Linked DNA regions of Homo sapiens: region 2 is linked to region 1. A link is a contact called in ENCODE Hi-C or POLR2A ChIA-PET data. All regions are on one chromosome and are shown on one strand. The core of a region is the stretch at or near the end of the contact, and the rest is flanking DNA. Distances in the headings are between cores, read along the strand shown.

The links. Hi-C counts contacts between places; a loop is a spot of excess contacts on that map. ChIA-PET counts read pairs that join two places held with the same protein, here RNA polymerase II (POLR2A). Pooled maps may share reads with other maps.
Region 2: a map of ascending aorta shows a loop between it and region 1 (2.4-fold over the local background). The contact joins the enhancer-like site here to the promoter of SLC22A3 in region 1. A Hi-C loop is called at or near these places in 5 of 168 maps with a recorded cell type or tissue (Caco-2, aorta, ascending aorta and 2 more) and 5 of 50 pooled maps. POLR2A ChIA-PET finds 5 or more read pairs at or near these places in 2 of 52 experiments (OCI-LY7 and WTC11).

The regions. Positions count from the first base shown.
Region 1 is chr6:160,346,590-160,350,462 of GRCh38, forward strand. SLC22A3 (solute carrier family 22 member 3) reads left to right here and starts at 1,789. Exons shown (of 11, transcript NM_021977.4): 1 at 1,789-2,259. The coding sequence starts at 1,831.
Region 2 is chr6:160,237,175-160,241,047 of GRCh38, forward strand. The region is part of intron 9 of SLC22A2 (solute carrier family 22 member 2); the gene reads right to left. Among named protein-coding and RNA genes, the nearest start is that of SLC22A2, 20 kb to the right of the region's middle. RefSeq lists enhancers at 2,062-2,957, 2,958-3,852. Within about 2 kb of position 1,742, at least 4 of the 41 ENCODE cell types and tissues checked have a DNase peak (open chromatin) inside an H3K27ac peak, as active enhancers do; they include ascending aorta, where a contact is called at or near this core.

The sequences.
Region 1 (3,873 bases), core at 539-3,038:
TATTTAAGGTGTACATGGGGGCCTTCAGAAGGAAGGCCCAAAGATACAGGGGAAATTGCCTAGTTTTATGCTTAGGTTCAACAAAACATGGAGAGCCCTGTCGAAATAGGATTGGACCAAAAGGGTGTGATCTGATGCTGATACTGAGTGAGGAAACCCAGCGAGGCCGGTGGCTCTAGATTCTTCTTGGCCTCTCTGAGCAGCCTTTTTTTCCTTCTGGGTAAGGGGCAGGTTCTTCTGTGGAATGGGAGGTCTTAGGACTGCAATCAACAAGGTAGAACAGTTGATTTCTTTATGGCCAGTTTTTACACAGACAAGTGAGGGAAAATCACAGTGATATTTTTGTTTTATGACTGGCTTTGGGGAAAAGCGTTCTGGTTTCGATGGCTAGCCTGGGGGAGAATGGGACCGAGAGACAGGAGGGCAGAAGATGACACAGAGACTGCTTCTGAGGCCTTCATTTTGGCGTATTGTTTTCTGAGCTCCAACATTGGCAAAAGGGGTTCCAAGCCGAGATGACCTAAGAGTACAGGCCTGAGGAGTGAGTGGTGTCCCCGCCATACTGAGGTTCTGAGTCTGGGCCCAGGACATGGTTGCACCGAAAGGCAGGGCAGGAAAGGGGAGCTGGGTTGGAGGGGGACAGACTGAGTCTGGGGTCCAGCGGGCAGTTGAAACTGCTGGTGAGGACATGAGGCCAGTTTGAATCCAAGCAGCCTGGCTTCAAACTCCTTGTTCCGGAGGAGGAACCGCAAGTCCTCCCAAGGCCTTGGAGAAAAGTGAGCTAAAGGCAGAACGTGGGCCGATAACGTGGGGGCGTGGGGGGACCGCGACCCAGCCCGGGGAAGGCGTCCCAGCATGGACCCAGCAGCCTGGGCAGCCTGGGCGGGAAGTTCTGATCGCGCTCTGCCGAATTGGCAGGCGCAATAAGTAAGCGGAAAAACCAGGATTCAAACCAACCACCAACACCCTTCCCTGGCGTTCAGACCGAAGGTGGGTGGGAAGGCCCTGGCGAAGGAGGTCTGCATCAGGCCTGGCCTTGAGGCGATCCCTTCTCACCCCAAACCTCCTGGACGCTGAGCAAGCCCCTTCGCCTGTGTGGGTTGCCCGGCTGCCCTCTGGGGAAAGTTGGGTGATCAAATCCCAAGTTGTAGCTCTCGATGGGTCGAGGGCGATGGCCAGCGCTGTGCTGGGAACGGGCAGCCCTGCCCTGCCCTGCCCTGCCCTGCCCTGCCCTGCCCTGCCCTGCCCCACATGGGCGCAGGAGGCCTCCGCACGCGCAAGGGCCAAGGGCTGGAGGGGGCTCTCCCGGGCACAGGCACCGGACCCGGGGCGCGCGCGCGCGTCCTTAGTCCCCGGGCTGCACTCCGGGCCGCTGAGAGATCGGGTCCCAGAAGTTCCGGGAGTGGTCGGGTGACCCTGGAACTTTCTTCTTCTGGAGCCCGACCTGGGGCTGACTGCAGAGCAGGCTGCTGGCAGGGACCAAAAGGAGCTCCGCGCCAGGCCGGAGGCTGCGCCCGTCACTCGCGGTCCCGGCCGGGTCCCTGGCGCGTAGTCAGGCCGCACCGCCCGAGCCCCACCGCGCGCCCACCCCGGCCGGGTGCGTCCGGCTCGCGGCCGTCCCTCCCGCGACCTGTGGCCCGGGGCTGCTGCGGGCGCCCGGGGAAGAGAGGCGGGGGCCGCGGGGGGCAGGAGGAGCGGCTGCGGCCGGCACAGCGCCAGGGCGAGTGAGGCGGGTGGCGCGGGGGAGGCGGCGGAGTAAAGAGAGGCCGCCGGCTGGGTCCGCGGGTCACTCCGAGGCGCGGGCTGCGGGCGGCGGGCGGCGGGCGCACCATGCCCTCCTTCGACGAGGCGCTGCAGCGGGTGGGCGAGTTCGGGCGCTTCCAGAGGCGCGTGTTTTTGCTGCTGTGCCTGACGGGCGTCACCTTCGCCTTCCTCTTCGTCGGCGTGGTCTTCCTGGGCACGCAGCCCGACCACTACTGGTGCCGCGGGCCAAGTGCCGCGGCGCTGGCCGAGCGCTGCGGCTGGAGCCCGGAGGAGGAGTGGAACCGCACGGCGCCCGCCTCCCGCGGCCCAGAGCCCCCCGAGCGCCGCGGCCGCTGCCAGCGCTACCTCCTGGAGGCGGCCAACGACAGCGCCTCCGCCACTAGCGCTCTCAGCTGCGCGGACCCACTCGCCGCCTTCCCCAACCGCTCGGCTCCCCTTGTGCCGTGCCGCGGCGGCTGGCGCTACGCCCAGGCCCACTCCACCATCGTCAGCGAGGTAAGGGCGCCCCGGCCCTTTGGAAGCCGGCGGGAGAGGACGATGCTGGCTCCCAGGCGGACAAGCCGCGTGTGAGACGCTGGCCGCCAGGGGAGGTCGGTGGAGACGGGGACCGGTCGGCTACCTCTGGGGACAGACAGGATTCAGCGCACCCTTGGAAGTGCCGCGTCGTAAATGCTGGGAAAAGCCTTTCGTTATCTGCCTGAGCCCGTGAGTTAATGCACAGATACTTTGGTTTCGGGTGTGAACAAAAACTTTCTTCGAAGCCGAGTTGTAAACGCCTGGCGCACGCCTGCTCAGGAGTCAAAGACCCAGCACCGCGTTCCTTATCTTTGAGGTGTGCGGGCGCCGTCATTGGAAATTATGGTTAGGTGCGCGATAGGGAACTTCAGTCTCTGGGGTGAGCGACGTTGGCAGTTCCGGATTCGCTTATGGTCTCCAGGGTCAAAGGAAAGGGCGAACCAACGTTTGAAGGCAGCAGCAGCTTTTTTCCAGTTGCCCAAATGGTTACTCAAAATGCAAGGGGACAAAGGTCGAGGCTTTCCCGGGGAATGGTTTTGGTAAAATTGCTTTGGGGCAAAGAGCAACATCTGGGATAAGTTGGGAAAACTGAAGTATTGGATAAATTTTAGTTTTTTTTTCTGGTAATAAATTTTAGGAACATAGCGGGAGGGCCACAGCCTTCCAACGCAAATCCCCAACCCATTTACAGGCGGAGGCTGCTGCCGGCGGGTGGGCGGGGGCGATCCCCACATTTTGGGCAGTCAGTGCATTTGGAAGTTAGGGGAGCTTCCTTCACCCTTGCCCTCAGTAATCTGTTTCTGCATCCTTGCTGAAATGGAAGATTGCCTCTCTGTGAGGTCCAGATATAGAGCAGAGTCACTTTGTAATAATCGGAACTCAGAAACGGCCTCAATTGAGCATGGGTTGCAGAGATGAGCAGTTTTACTGAGCTTTGTCTACAATCACAGCTTAAGTTAATTTTAAAAAAAGATTGAATGTGATCAGGTACATTAGGAAAAAAGGTTTGTCTTTTTTTTGTGATAAACTTTAAAAAATCACCTACTTGAAGAGTGGGGAAAACACTGGATGAGGAGGTAGGAGCGCCCTTTCTGCCGCTGTTGCTGTTGGTCTGGTGAGCTTATCTCGCTGCAGTTGGGAGTGTCGGTGGTTGCAATTGTACATGTTTTATACGCCATGTGCTGGTGTGTTCGCACAGTGGATGGCTCTATGCTATGTGCTCCAGGGATAAAACCCATGGCAGGACAGCCAGGCGATGTGTGTATGTGTTTGGGATCTTTCTGTAACGCCGTGTGCTGCTGTGTTCGCACAGTGGATGGCTCTATGCTAAGTGCTCCAGGGATAAAACCCCCTGGCAGGACAGCCAGGCAATGTGTATGTGTGTTCAGGGTGTTTCTATAATGCCACATGCAAGTGTGTTCGCACACTGAGTGGCTCTATGCTGAGTGATCTCAGGATAAACCCCCCTGGCAAGACAGCCAGGCAATACATATGTGTGTTGGGATCTTTAATTTCTACTTAATCCATGGTAAGGCTGGGGACTGCTTTATAATTGGTGATGGTCTGGTTAGAGATTTCACAGTTGAAAGGACA
Region 2 (3,873 bases), core at 492-2,991, 110 kb before region 1:
AAGAAACAAGAGGGATGGGTAATATAAAAATCTGGATCAATATTCTAATTCTGGGCTCATTGGAATCAGGTAGTGACCCCATATCAGCATGGTTTCAACAATTGCCAGGTTCATGGAAAGCCTTCTAATTTAGTTTGCTTGGGATAATTTTGCTTATTTTTCTTTACTGTTGTGGAACATATTGCCGTTTTACTCTTTGTGTAGGAATACACAAAGGGTTGTGCAGGATAAGCTTACCAAATGTTTTCTTAAATTAAACTCTTATTAATCTTTCAGATATCACTTTTTGTCAGAACTCAGAGTTATGAATGGCCCTCACCATACTGATGCTTTCTGACTGAGCTCCTCTCTACCCTGAATACAAGAGACCCTAATACTTAATCAGAAATATCATCACCCTTAATCAGAATGAAAAAGTTACAGAAGATGGATCTTTGTCTCTCTGCAACCATTAAGATTAAGAGTTCTCTTACAAAAGGGAATGGGGAAATCTCAGAGGTGTTTGAACCAGAGAAACTTTATCTTGAAGAGGGGCTGGGTAAAATAAGGCTGAGACTTACAGGGCTGCATTCCCAGACAGTTAGGCATTCTAAGTCACAGGATGAGATAGGAAGTTGGCACAAGATACAGGTCATAAAGACCTTGCTGATCAAACAGGCTGCAATAAAGAAGCTGGCTACAACCCACCAAAACCAAGATGGCAATGAGAGTGACCTCTGGTTGTCCTCACTGCTACACTCCCACCAGTGCCATGACAGTTTACAAATGCCATGGCAACATCAGGAAGTTACCTTATATGGTCTAAAAACGGGGAACTCATAAATAATCTACACTTTGTTTAGCATATAATTAAGAAATAACCATAAAAATGGGCAACAAGCAGCCCTCAGGGCTGCCCTGCCTATGGAGCAGCCATTCTTTATTTGTTTACTTTCTTAATAAACTTGCTTTCACATCACTCTGTGAACTCGCCCTGAATTCCTTCTTGTGTGAGATCCAAGAACCCTCTCTTGGGGTCTGGATTGGGACCCCTTTCTGGTAACAGAGACAGGCTTGTTATGAGGCTGAAATGAATTAATATTGTCAAAGGCTTAGAATAGTGCCTGGCACATGGTATATACAGTGGAAGTGCCTATTAAATAATTAACCTCTCAAAATGTCTCCAAGCCTCCCAAGATTCACTTGGTTATTGTATTGTAAGTAATGCAAACAAGAAACACATTCAGCTGGCATCTGAATCTCTGAAGTGAGTGAATCATGATGAATACAACTGATTAATAAAATTACCATTCGTTTGGCATTTTATATTTGCAAAGACAGGCCTAGTTAACCAGAATAATCCTTGTTGATTTTTCCAGTGCTCTTTCAGCCAGGATTTTCCAGTGTGTTGACTTTCAGTCTTCTTTGATTATCGTTTTATGGCTATTTCAAGACCACAATTAGCACACCATTATTGTGTGGAAAAGAAAGAGAAAGAAGTTAAAATGAAAAACTATTAGGTTTTCTTTCCACTAGCCACTCATACTAAAGGTTAGTGAGGGAAGAATATGAAATTACTTTCAAGAATAAAATTAGAATTGTCTTTGAGTTTACTTTAAATATTGAAATGTAGTTATAATCCTTTATCTTTCCTGCAGGAAGGTGTCAGGCAGGAACAAGGGTCAATAAAGTACTATTTGTTAAATAGTACTTAGAGAAACATGAAGTTGTCAAAGTTGTTTGAACCAGAGTGACTCTGTCTTGGACAGGGGCTGGGTAAAATGGGGCTGAGACCTACTGGGCTGCATTCCCAGGAGGTTAGGCATTCTTAGTCACAGGATGATAGGAGGTCAGCAAAAGACACAGGGTCACAAAGACCTTGGTGATAAAACAGGAAGTGGTAAAGAAGCTGGCCCAAACCCACCAAAACCAAGATGGCGATGGAAGTGACCTCTGGTCATCCTCACTACTCATTATACACTAATTATAATGCATTAGCATGTTAAAAGACACTCCCACCAGCACCATGACAGTTTACAGATGCCAGATGCCATGGTGATGTCCGGAAGTCACCCTATATAGTCTGAAAAGGGGAGGAACCCTCAGTTCCAGGAACTGCCCATCCCTTTCCTGGAAAACTCACGAATAATCCACTCCTTGTTTAGCATATAATCCAGAAGTAACTATAGGTTACTCAACTGAGCAGCCCATGCTGCTGTTCTGCCTATGGAGTAGCCATTCTTTATTCCTTTACTTTCTTAATAAACTTGCTTTCCTTTTACTCTATGGATTGACCTCGAATTCTTTCTTGTGCAAGATCCAAGAACCCCCTCTTGGGGTCTGGGTCAGGACCTCTTTCCAGTAACGAAGTAACCATCTGCTATCCAGAAATGTCCTGCTGACCCATTAGTCACCCACTGTCCACCTAAGGGAGTGGCCAAGATTGAGTGGTCTCTAACTTCCTCCATGGCAGGAAGGAGGACAGAGGGTTTGATGGGTACCTCCTCATGATGAAAAGAGGGTTCTGAGGACAGTTTCCTTAGCCAGTGTTGGGGGAGAAAGAAATAGGGGTCACATATGTCTCAGGAGTAGCACCAGCTACTCTGTGGCCAAGTTATCTCAGGATAAAGAGCTTGTGCTCTGTCAACTTTGGCCATCTTATTGCTATTAAACTGGATCATGGAGGAATTCATTGCATCTGTTTTGCAGGTAAGTTCCATCAGTGGTTTGGAACTTTTGCTGGCAGATCTAGAGTGGTGGAAAATTTTCCCCCTCACAAATTCCGTGAGAAGAAGGGGAAGAAAAGGAATGAGCAGGGTAGCTGTGTGGGGCATTGGGCAGCCTTAGGAGTGAAGTGGTGGGAGCTTCCCCTGATAACGGAAATGAGTGACTGAGGAAAATGTCCCAGTCAGTCGAGGTTTATTAAGTCAGCTTTAGGGCATGTCCCTGAAAAGCAATGAGCCACAGACACATCTGTGGCTGTTTTTACAAAGAGGCTTTCAGGAGGTTGGTATTTATACATTTCCTTAAAGTAGGGAGGCAGGTAGGGAGAGGGGCAGGTAGGCCGTAGAGGAATGTTTCCATCCTTGTGAGACTTTAACTAGTGCCCAGTTAAATTTACATTTTACATATGATAAGGTGAATGTTTAAAGAGAAAATGGGAGTAAAGAAAAGAATCAATTATGCAGGCCTCTCTGAGTAGGTGGAGGAATGACTGATCTTGTCTTTATTCTGTACATTGGGAAATAAGCTTGCAATCAACATTATCAGTGTGGAATCAGCAGACTTTAGTTTTAGAAGCTAAGCTTAGATTGTAGACCTAAAATTCTTGTCTACAGGAGGCCAGCAAAGAATTTACTTATGAATGACCTGCAGGGGTGGTCCTTTGTAGATAACTGAGGCATGATGTATAATGCTTGTAACAGCTATTCATCTGGAAGAGGGTGTTGCATGACTCAACCTCCAGGCTTAGTCTTCCCTTTTGCATAAGGATTCTGGGGGTCCTGAGATTTTTAAATTTCCTTTCCCTTTACACCCTCATGTACATCTGAGAGTGAAATCTCTTCTTCTTCTCTTCCCCTAAATTGAGTGCTATATGCCCATGGGAAAAAGCATCACATATTCAATTAAAAGCAGCTCAGAATGGGTGTCAAAGGAGCCTGAAATGGGTGCATTGAGGTGTTCCAGTTAACCAGAGAAGGCTCAGTGCTGGTGTGTTCCTGCTGGCAGTAGCAGAAGGGAAGTGCTATGTGACGCTCCTGAAATCTAATTGCTCCAGGTGCATCAACACAGGTGCTCCATTATGCTGATGCATTTTCTTAATGTGGGTCTTTATTTCCTCTGGGTTTTGAAATTGCCTTTTGCAAAATTTTAACCCCCTTCTTTGAAGTAAGA